Linked DNA regions of Homo sapiens: region 1 is linked to region 2. Evidence: chromatin contacts called from ENCODE Hi-C data. All regions are on one chromosome and are shown on one strand. Each heading gives the region's core, a stretch centred on a gene start or an enhancer-like site at or near the end of the contact. The rest is flanking DNA. Distances are from core to core; before and after follow the strand shown.

Region 1 (4,173 bases), core at 543-3,042, 78 kb before region 2:
ATGCATGGATGGATGGATGGATGGAAGAATGCATGGGTAGTTGAATACGTAGATGGGTGGCTGGAAGATGGACAGACAGACAGATATTTGAATAGATGGATGAAAAACATAGCCCTCACCCTGTCATGAACTCAGCCAAGGCCCGTGGGCAACAGCACCTCCCTCCAGCACCCTCAATGGAAAGAAAGAGTGCCTGTGGGGGCCCTCACCTGGAAGGAACCCAGTCCCAGCTCCAGGGGGAGGCGGATGCCCAGGCCAGCATTGTCTGGCAGGAAGTTGAAGATGATGTAGTGAATTCCAAAGAGTGGGATCAGGAAAAGTGTCGACTTGGAGAGACGCCTGCAGGAAAGACAAATCCTAGGCTCCCAAGACTGGGATTAGAAACTGTCGTGTGCACTTCATCTCCTCTCACTTCCTACCACCTCCCTATATCCACTCTGTGGAACAGCCACCTTGGGAAACGCCACCTCCCCACAATCACTCTGGGCTTTTTTATTTCTGGGCGCTGGATCCTGCTGATTCCCCTACCAACTGTTATTGCCCCAGTTTATCCCAAAGTCTATGCATCTTTCAAAGTGTGGATCAAAACCACTTCCTCCAGGAAGTCTTCCTTGACCACACCACCCTTCAACTAGAAAGGATCCCTCTCCCCAGGCTCCCATAGAAATTGATCCCAGCACTCATCGTTCTATTTGGCATGGGAGCTGGCTGTTTGGAGTCCTCATCCTTCCAATATTGTGATCCCCTAGAAGGAAGGGGCCAGGTCTATTCTGTCTCTGGGAACATAGGGAAGAAAGAGTATGGGGCTGAGGTCATGAGTGCTTATTGGATGAGACAGACACATTGAATCCCCCTCCAGTTACCCTTTCCCAGTATCCCCAGACACAAACACACAGTACCAATACTGAGACTGGGTATGGAGGCTGCCCTGAGCTGGCTCCAGTTTCCTCACCAGGATGCGGATAATATTGAGAAAAAGCCCAAAGTTCACCTGGAAATAGAGGCATAGGAAGGTGGAAGACAAGGGTCAGGGGGTAGCCTTGGGTGGCTGGGGTGAGCCCCAGCCCATTTGGGGACTAGAAAATTTAAATCCTTGAGACGTGAGAATGTGCAGGTGAATGAATGCACAGATCATTGCTCCAGAACTGGTAGCCTGGAGATGGGGGGGCGGGGGTCCCACATTTGAGCATTGGACAGAGAAGGACCAAGTCCTGGGATCAAGGGGGGCGATCAGGCCTTGCCACCTGCCTCCAGCCACCTCCCAGGCTCTTCTCTAGCACAAAGCAGATGTCCCTCACTTTGCACAGTTGCTAAGTTGCAAAACATTTGTACATTTACCAAAGCCATGCAAAGCAGTCTTCACTGCCTCTGTGTTGTGTGTGAGAGCAGAGGGAGGAGAGGGGTTTAGCTGCAGACTCCATTTACTGCCCCCACCCGGCACCCCTAGTCTCTCACTGTGGTGGTAAATGATCTGCAACCAGCACATTAGGCTCATCAAAATTGAGCTGGAACAGCCTGCATGCTGATGGAGACCACCACCCCTCTAGTTTTACCAATGGGATACTGAGGCCCAGAGAGGGCCTCACAGAGAATCAGTGGCAGAGCAAGGCTGGAGCCCAGTTTTCAAGACACCCAGCCTGGAGTTGCATTTCCTGCTGTGCACAGCCCGTCAGTAGTTCCAGGGAAGTTGACTGAATAAAGCAAAGGGCACTGGCCCAGGGACTGACCCCGACCGAGAGGACAATGGGCCCTTTGATGATCCACCAGTAGGGGGAGGTGTCGTCCAGGTCCCAGCACCTGGGGAGAGAGGAAAGAAGGCCGTTGTTGGAAAGTCCCCTTCACTGTGGTGACGCAGGCACCTCCCTCTCAGGCATTCATGCCTTCTGGTCTCACCCACCTCCCCTCCAGCCTTTTCTCCTGTCTCAGCCAGTTAAGGTCTCACCCAAAGGGGCACCCCAATCCAGGCTGGGCTCACCCTTTCTATCCACCTAGATGGACAAACGTTTCTGAACTCTGTTCAATGCCTCCTTGCTGGCCCCCTGGCAGCTCCCTCACCCCACCTTCCCCCAGCCCCACAGCCCTGGGAATCTGAGCTCCACTCTCCTGCCTGGCTCATGCCCCTTCTGTGCTACTCACAGACTGTTCTCCCACCCCCCATCCTAGCCGGGCAGTCCCTTCTCCTCCTCTTCCCAGCCTGGAGAACAGCCCATGGCCTGACTGTCCACTCCACACCCCATGTAGGACCAGCGGGTATGACAAGGTGGCCGCTCCGACTCACGCGATGTCCTCGAAGGCCAGTTTGCAGCTCACCCACGTGCCAGTGAAGAGCACGGGCAGCCCTACAGGAGTACAGGGAAGACACAAGCGAGGGAGTCTGCATCCTTGACTCTGAGATCTGGCGCCACCTCCCACCACCACCATCAGCCACGTAGGGCACTGCAAAGGCAGGGCCAGGCAGGACCCCAGAGCCAGGGCCCTGGTCCCACCCTCCAACACTTGCTGCCGGACTGTGGCCTGTCCCTCTCCTTCTCTGGGCCTCAGAGTGAGGTGGAGGGGCCTTTATGTAAACTCCCTGGGCCTTTCCAGCCCTTTACCTCCCCATGGTGCCCAACCCGCCCTCAGTGCTCACCCCAGCCAGCGAGAACCAGCCACCAGAAGGCTCTCCTTGAGCTGGGGGAGGTGGAGGCCAGGAGGCAGTTCAGGTAGACGGCTTCTGCCAACAGCCAGCTGAAGTTGGTCATGGTGGCGAAATGGGAGGCGGCCACAGAGACCTTGCATAGAACCTGGGGGCCAGGACCTGGGTGCTTCAGAGCTGGGACACCCACTGGAGCCCCATCCCAGTCTCCTCTACCCTACTCAGATACAGAACCTCCAGGCCCCTCCATGTTAGGCTGGGACCTGCAGCTCCTTGGGCCACCCAAGAGGGGATGTGGTGATATACAGTGAGGGTTAAGAGCACAGATTTGGTATCTAGACAGCCTGGCTTCTAATTTACTATCTATTTCCTGTGCAAATCTCCTCACACCTTAGCTTTTCATCTGTAAAAGGAAAAACCTCCAATACCTAGATCAAGTCCTCATCATAAGGATTAAATGGAAACTGCCTAAGACTTGCTTCTATTTTCACTTACCCCCATCCTTCCTGAGCTGAAGTCAATCCCTAGAGCTGTGACTTATTCAGCCACAGCTCTGTCTTGCAAAAAACACACACAGGCACCCGTGCATTCACTCACTCACTGCATGACTTGATCACCTGCCGGCAGGGGAGCAGGACCACCTCTGAGTTCAGTTGGCCCAGGTTTGATCCCAGCCCCACCCGTGTGCCACTGGGTGACCTTGCCAACTGTCTCTCCTCTACAAAATGGGATTAAAGTGATGCTTTCTTCTTCAAGCTGTTTTAAAAATTCAAGAGATAATGCCAGCTGACTCTTGAACAACAAAGGTGTGAACTGCTGAAGTCCATTTACACATAGATTTTCTTCCATCTCTGTCACCCCTAAGACAGCAAGATCAACTTCTCTTCCTCCTCCCCCTCAGGCTACTCAACATAAAGACGATGAGGATGAAGACCTTCATGATGATCCACTTCCATTTAAAAACAGCCAATTTTTATTTTCTCTATGATTTTCTTAAAATTTTTTCTCTAGCTTACTTTATTGTAAGAATACAGTATATAACACGTGTAACAGACAAATATGTGTTAATCGGTCATTTATGTTATTGGTAAGGCTTCAGGTCAACAGTAGGCAATCAATAGTTAAGTTTGGGGGACACAAAAGTTATACTTGAATTCTCAGCTGAAAGGGGGGTCAACACCACTAAACCCACATTGTTCAAGGGACAACTACATATGTAAAGCACTTAGTGCAATGCCTGGCACAAAATAAGTGCTCAGTATGAAGTATGATTAATTCTTTCATCAGTTAATTGAGGTCATGTGTTAGTTTGCTCCCTGATTTCGCTGTTCATTTCCAGCACACTTGCAGAGGATCTAGCAGGTGCTGGGTCTCCACATTCTGCCCAACTTCCCTTTAATTTCAATTGCCTCTTATTGTCTCCACCCCATCTCTCCCATGGTGCCTTCCCAGTTTCTTGGACATGGCCCAGGTCCTCCTGTCTTTGAGAGTTTGTTCACCCTGGTCTCTCCTCTTGAAATGTTCTCCTTCCCCATCTC
Region 2 (6,877 bases), core at 3,307-5,806:
AGGTCTTAGTTCATGCAACTTTGATTTAAAAAGTTTTTTGGGATTCCATCAGTGCTTCTCAAACTATAATGTGAGCGTAAACACCTGGGGGTATTGTTAAAATGCAGATTCTGATTTAGTAGGGCCGTATGGGGCCTGAGATTATGTATTTCTAACAAACGCTCAGGCGATGCCAATGCTGCTGGTCCCAGAACCACACTTTGAACACTAAGGGACTGAATTACAAGAAAAACTCCTAACAACAATCTAGTGAAAATAAAACCAAAGAGAGGAAGGAAGCTGCTCGTGGCATCACAGACAGATTGCCATTCAGCATCACTTTCCATCTGCGCTTCCTGGAAGTCATGGCAAGAAAGGAAAGAAGTATTTACCAACTCTTACTCTATGATAACAGAGACAGCTGCCTATCACCAATACGAAGTCTTTTCCCCAATTCTGGCCGTCCAGGAAATTGATCAAGCAGATCTTCCTATCAGGAGATTTGAAAAGCAGGCTGTAGCAGGGCTTTTGATGGAAAGGACTCAGACCGGCACCTCAGTAGGGTGAATCCCTGATGCGGAGTCATCATGGTTCTGATAACACAGTGCCCCGGTGCCCAGCCTGAGCTAGTGCCAGGGTCAATGCCCACAGGAAACCATCCTTCCATCACTTACTGGCTCAGGCACTAGTGGACTCAAACGCCCCTGCCGATGGAGGAACCCTGGAGCTGTGATGCTCTACCATGCTGCCCTGGTGTGTAGGGGTGGGCAGCTGGGACCAGGCCTGAGCCACAGGAAGGGGTGAGGTGGATCTCTGGGCAGCGGAAGAGCCCCACCTCTTTCCAGTAATCGGGAAAGGCTTCCTGGAGTAGGGAACATGGCAGACAGATTTGTTTGTATAAAGGAAGGGAGGTGGTTTGGGAAGAGGAAGGTCCAGGCAGAAAGAGGGCCAGGAGGGGTGGGCTTTTAGCCACGGCAGGAGCAGGGGAGGTTCCCTCACTGCCCCTCTCCCCACGGTCGGCTCTGACTCTCAGGGAGGAGCTGGTGGAGCGGGGATGGCATGCTGCTGCCAGGATGTGGCCACGTGAGCCTGTCTTCTCTCCATAGCCTGAATTGGAGCCATGGGGATGCTCTGCTTCCCACTGCTGGGTTGGTGCAGACGAGGAGGACAGGCTCTGCCTCGGGAGCACCCAGGCTGGGATGTAGAGGTAAAGATGTAGGGGCTCTGCCCTCAGGGAGTCCTACACCACCCAAGTCCGTCCAAGTGGGAGCCAGGGCTGAATGAGAAGCTCAATTAGGGCCTCTGAAGACAACTGTGAGAACAGTCACGAGCAAGGGAGGCCTGGCAGCCTCGTGCCATGAGGCCCTGGGGAAGTCACTGCTCTGGCCTGGGTTGTTCACTCCTAAAACAGGTTTATCCCTATGACAGGCCACCCCAAGAGGCCTTGGGCATCATCACGGCCTCAGGCAGGTGTCAGCGTGAGCACTGCTGAGTCCCACAGGTCTTGGGTTCTCAGCCTTCCCCACTCTCACTTCTTGGGGACACGTGCCTCTCTTCCTAGCCTCCTTTGTGGAGACAGCAACGTGCAGGACCCAAACGACTTTCCAGAAAAGGAAATGGAAAATCCTTAGATAAATAAACCCAAGATGTGTCTGCCTTAGCTGGGAAGAAGGAAAAAGTGCTTGGCATTTTCTGTGGTGGCCTAGAGGCGATAGGAAGTGGGTTTTGCAGGAGGCACTGGGGCTGCGTCACGTCCCCGGGCTGGCTGCCTTCTAGGTGGGCCAGACAGGGGCACTGACCCATCTCTCCCTCCGGACTGCTTGTGAGGGGTGAGGGGAGGGGTCTGAATTGAAGGAAAGGCTGGGTTCTCACACAATAGCACACGGGTATAGAAACCAAGACACTCACAGATTTTTCCAGAGTCCCCAAAATAAGTCTCAGGAAATAAAGGAAGATAGGAGAGGAGGGGCTCCGGGAAGCCCCACCCTCTCCTCTGCCCTGCTTGGGGGCCTTCCAGAATCTCAGCAAATCCTCTGGGAGGCGAGGAATGAGCAGGGAGAGCTTGGGCACCTGCCATCTGTTAGCCTCAGGCCCCGAGCCAGCACCTGGCTGGCTGAGCCTCAGTTTCTTTATCTGTCACCAGGGAGGTGTGAGTGCCAGGCTCGTTAGGGGCTGTACACAGTGTCTGTCCCTGTTGCCCTCGATCTCAGTCTCAGGAGTGGTCACTGCTGGGAATGCTGGCCCAGTCGCTGTGCAGGGAGGGCCTCCTCATCCAATCACCTCCTTTCACAAGCAGGGAACCAAAGCCCAGAGCAGGGAGGAACAGCCTTAAGGGGGCAAGCAGAGAAGAAGCCATTTATCCAGTTGGCCCAGGAGCAGCTATGGGGCCTGGAGAGCCAGGGAAAGGAGAGGAGGGCCTTGCCTTTCAGGGCTGGGTTTGGAAAGGTACAGGGAGGGACTGATTTCCAGGGATCAGTCCACAGAGACAATGCCCAGCAGACCTCACTACATCACAGCATCTCATACGGTCACCCTTCCTGAATCTCAGTGAGGTGAACTTGCCCCAACCCCCACACCCTCCTATCAGCTCATGGCAAAAGAGCCAACATTTACTGGGCACCTACTAGGCGCCAGGTGCTCTTCTAGGCACCTTACACTTAATCCTCACACCAATCTTATATAGTTTACGCTGTTATTATTCCCATTTTACAGACAGGGAAACTGAGGCTCAGAAAGGTCACTTTATGTGTGTGTGTGTGTGTGCATGTGTGTGTGTGCGCGTGCGTGTGTGTGTGCGTGCATGCATATTTTGTAACTTAGCTACGGTGACACAACTGAGAGGTTGGAGCTAAGATCTAAACTCAGGTGGTCCAAATTCCAGTAGAAGCTTGTAATCACTTCATCATCCAACCCAAGCCCCTTTCCTCACAGACCACACCCTGCGGTAGGGGCAGCAAGGATCCCCAAAACCAAGAGAGAGGGAATGGCAGACAGACTTGCGCCTCTGATCCACAGGTCCAGGACAAGGGCCCCCAACAACAGCAGACACAGGAGGAGGTATGGGTCTCTGTTCTGGGGCTGGGAACTCACTTTCCTGCCTAATAAGAGATTCCTGGTCCTCAGGAGATAAACAGTCTCCATAATGCCAACTGGGACCCCCAAGAGCTGGGGAAACTAAGTCTCTCCATGGGTAGGGGGCCTACTCAAGACCACCTAGGGACTGAAAATCATCCTGCCAGCCTGGCTGTCTTCCGCAATGGACTTGGAGGTGGGAGCCAGCCAGTCCAGCTGGCCCAAGGTCACCAACGGCATGGAAAACAATAGACAGTGGGTCCAGCCATGGCGGGAGCCAGAACAAAGCCCTGGGCACTTCCTCGAATTGAGGCCCCCTCCTTCATGGTTTGCCAAGGCACGGGGGCAGAGGAAGCCTTCCTTCATCACGTGGCGGGGATGTTTTGCAAAGATGCTCTAGGGACAGCTGCAGCCACCAGTGCTGACGGAGAAGCAGGCAGACGGAACCGCTGCTGGAGGCAAGATCTGCCTGCCAGGAAGCAGGGAAGAGAGCGGGGACTTGGGTGCGGGTCCATGGGCCCACCACCTTGCTCCTTTGGCTGAAGCACTAAAAGGCAGGATGTCTCTGGGAGGCCTGCACAGGAGGATCGCTTGAGCTCAGGAGCTCGAGAACAGTCTGGGCAACACAGAAAGACCTTGTCTCTATTAAAATAAATTAAAAAATTAGCCAGGCATGGTGGCACACACCTGTAGTCCCAGCTACTTGGGAAGCTGATTTAGGAGGATTGCTTGAGCCCAGGAGATCAAGGCTGCAGTGAGCTGTGATTGTGCCACTGCACCTCCAGCCTGGATGACCCTGTCTCAAAAAAAAGAAAAAAAAAAAAAAAGCAGGCTCTCTCACACCGGATCCTCCTCTCCATGGCCCCAGCTAAGAAGTTAGCGTCTTCCTTCTGATCTGTCCTCCACATTGTTGCCACATCAGTCTTCCCAAACAGCTTGGACCCATCACTGTCCTGCTCTGAAACCCTCCATGGCTCCCTAGTGCTCACAGCTCAAGCTCCTTAACCTGACATTCAAAGCCCTTCAGGATCCAGCCCTGACATCCTTAACCTTCCCACCACCCCCAGACTCCCCAGGCCCCTTGCCCCTGACAACCCAGACCCTCTGCTTATCTGGAATGCTCTCTGCCCCTCCTCCCACCCACTTTCCTTCAGGGTCCAGTTTCAATCCTCCCCCTTCAAGAAGCTTTCGACTGCTCCAGCCCACCAAGAGGATTCCCCTCATCTGAGCTCCAACCCCCAAATACAATCCAAGGATCTGAACCCGGAGTTTGAAGGGCACGGTGGTGGGAGATCAATCAGTAACAGAACAATCCTCCCGCAGACTACAGTTCCCGTGCACGGCAGTTCCTGATTACAAAACTGTCCTGATATAATTATTAATAGCACTCCTCAGGGTCAGTCCTTGTGCTGGGGAGGGGAGGGGAGGGGCAGGGCCCAGGAATGGTGCCAACCCTGGGCTCCCCACAGAGCAGGCCACAGGGAGGTGGACCCGCGAGTGCTGTGCTTATCATGGAGGGCTCCGTGGGGAGGTGGGACTTTGCTGAACCTCAGACAGGCCTTAAACAGAAAATGCCAGAGAAACACTCAGGATCACCCTTATCAAGGGCCACAGGAAAGGCGCCAGGTTTAATCTCAAAGCCACACCTGGAACCAACGGTTTGGAGCCTCAGGCAGCACCTTCCCGCCCTGACACCCAGCTGCCGAGGCTTTCTGCCTGGAGTGGGTGTGAGCAGGGGAGGGGCCTCAAAGTGGGCAGAAGGAGCTTTGGGCTTGTCCCCCAGGGTGGGACAGGTACCTGGGGGAGGGAAAGAGGCAGGGAGGAAGGAGCCCCGGGCCCAGGGGTAAGGAAACAGCACTAGAGGTGTACAGGGGTGTGTGTGCATGTGCTTATGTGTTTGCTTGTGCATACACCTGTGGCCAGGTGACCGACACCCTCTAACTATTAAGACCTAGGCTTGTGAAAGAGGAGGTGATTGAGTCCTGTGAGCACTCAGAGGGGAGGACTTGAACTGTCGGCTGGGTAATCCAGGAGGGCTTCTTAGAGGAGGGGCCTTGGAGCTGGCCTTGTGGGATGGGTAGGATTTGACAGATGGACATGGGGAGCCAGAGGGCAAGGACCCAGGTGAATCAAAGAACACCAGGGAAGGCTGCAGGCAGCCAGGGGCAGTTTGGGAAGAGGCTGCTGGGGTCTGTGGTGGGTGAGGTGTGGGGCTGGAGGGGGAAGCAAGAGGGGAGGCAAAAGGAGGCAGGTTGGAATCACCCCCACCCCCCATCAGATTTATTCCATCCAGCCCCAAGACCATCTGGTGGTCTGGTCTCCAAGAGACCCCTGTGGAAAAGAAATGCCCAGGAGGACTCTTAACTAATGATTCCTGTCTGGGCCTCGGTTTCCCCATCTGTATGGAGAAGGCCTTCAGTGACTTCTTGGAGGAACAGGACACAAGATAGGTATTTTGTGGGAAGGTGAGCAGGAGAATGGAAGGAAGCGCCGCAGTCTGGGAGATGGCGTAAAAAGGAAGGGCAGGAAAGGCCACCCACAGGCGTTGGTAGCCACTGGCCCTTGACCAGCAGGGTCCTGATCCCTTTCTGTGCATAACAGGTCTGCCGGGAACACACACGCAGACACTATAGCCATGTTCTTCCTGGCCCCTCCCCCACGCACCTATCAGTCCACCCCCTCATGCTGGAGTTTGCATTAAGCAATCTCTATTATCGCAAATGCCTGGCATTTTTGCCTGGTAATTAAAGCTCCCACAGCCCCCATGAGGATTAGTGCATGATTAGGAAGTAGGGCGGACTGTGGTGGGTGGAGAAATACCTGCAAATAGACTTGGCAACCTGACTGCCTCCTGCAAATTTTAGGATCCCCTAAGAGCTCAGTGGCCACGTAAGGATGGTCCACTGGGCCTCCAGTAGCAAAGGCCACTAGCCATCTTTCACTTCCATCCCCTCAATGTGCTCCCAGCCTCTGCCCCACACCCCACTCTCCTGCCAGGGAGAGAGAGGTCTGAAGCAGCACGCTGAGAAGTTCTCCTCTCCCAGGGAAACGTCCCAGCCCCAGACCATTGTCTGAGGCCCTCTCCTGCTCTTTGCCTCCACTCCTACTGCTCTGGGCCTCCCACACTGTGGTCACCCCAGAGGAGACCCGCAGACATCAAGGACTTCCCTGGTCTCTGCTTTCACTGTTCCTCTCAGCTGGAATGATCTTCCATCTACTTCGCCACTTGTTAAAACCCTGCTCATCCTCCAACACCCGGATGAGATACCACCTCCTATCTCACTGGAAGTATTAGGAGCCAACATTTACCGAGTCCTGATGCTGTGCCAGGCCCTGTTCTAAGCACTGCACCATGTAGTAACTCACTTAATCCTCATCCCAGCCCTAGGAGGTTGTAATTCTACAGATGAGGAAACTGAGGCCCAGTGAGCTCGAGTCAAGTGCTCAAGGCCCCAGAGGCAGGAAGCAGGGGAGTCAGGGCTGCACTCAGGCCTGGGATCTGATGCAGCTTCTTCCTCATGTGCCCATGACCGCCTCCCACACATGCCTTCAGTACTTCATTTTGGTGGCTATTTGTGCATTTCACACTGTCTCCCCACAAAATCACAACCTCCAGAGCAGGCTTTAAGTGAAAGCACAGACTCGGATCCCCTAGTTCTGGGCACAGCCTGAGTCCGCATTTCTAAGCCTGGACATCAGGCGGTGCTGCTGCTGCTGGTTTGAAGACAGCACTTTGAGTGGTGAATCCGGACTAGGGCAGAGACGCCCTGCTGTGCCACCCTTGCTTAGCAGAGCCTAGGGTCTGTGGAAGCCTCTCTGAGACTTC

What was found. A loop is a pair of places that touch in the nucleus more often than their neighbours do. Pooled maps may share reads with other maps.
Region 1: a map of Calu3 shows a loop between it and region 2 (6-fold over the local background). The contact joins two enhancer-like sites. A Hi-C loop is called at or near these places in 5 of 168 maps with a recorded cell type or tissue (Caco-2, Calu3, K562 and 1 more) and 1 of 50 pooled maps.

Annotation. Positions count from the first base shown.
Region 1 is chr7:30,972,595-30,976,767 of GRCh38, reverse strand. GHRHR (growth hormone releasing hormone receptor) reads right to left here. Exons shown (of 13, transcript NM_000823.4): 7 at 2,630-2,783; 8 at 2,279-2,339; 9 at 1,728-1,797; 10 at 900-991; 11 at 210-339. Among named protein-coding and RNA genes, the nearest start is that of GHRHR, 11 kb to the right of the region's middle. RefSeq lists a silencer at 1,719-1,897 and an enhancer at 1,549-1,908. Within about 2 kb of position 1,792, at least 3 of the 41 ENCODE cell types and tissues checked have a DNase peak (open chromatin) inside an H3K27ac peak, as active enhancers do.
Region 2 is chr7:30,895,095-30,901,971 of GRCh38, reverse strand. No RefSeq gene overlaps it. Among named protein-coding and RNA genes, the nearest start is that of AQP1, 13 kb to the left of the region's middle. Within about 2 kb of position 4,556, at least 8 of the 41 ENCODE cell types and tissues checked have a DNase peak (open chromatin) inside an H3K27ac peak, as active enhancers do.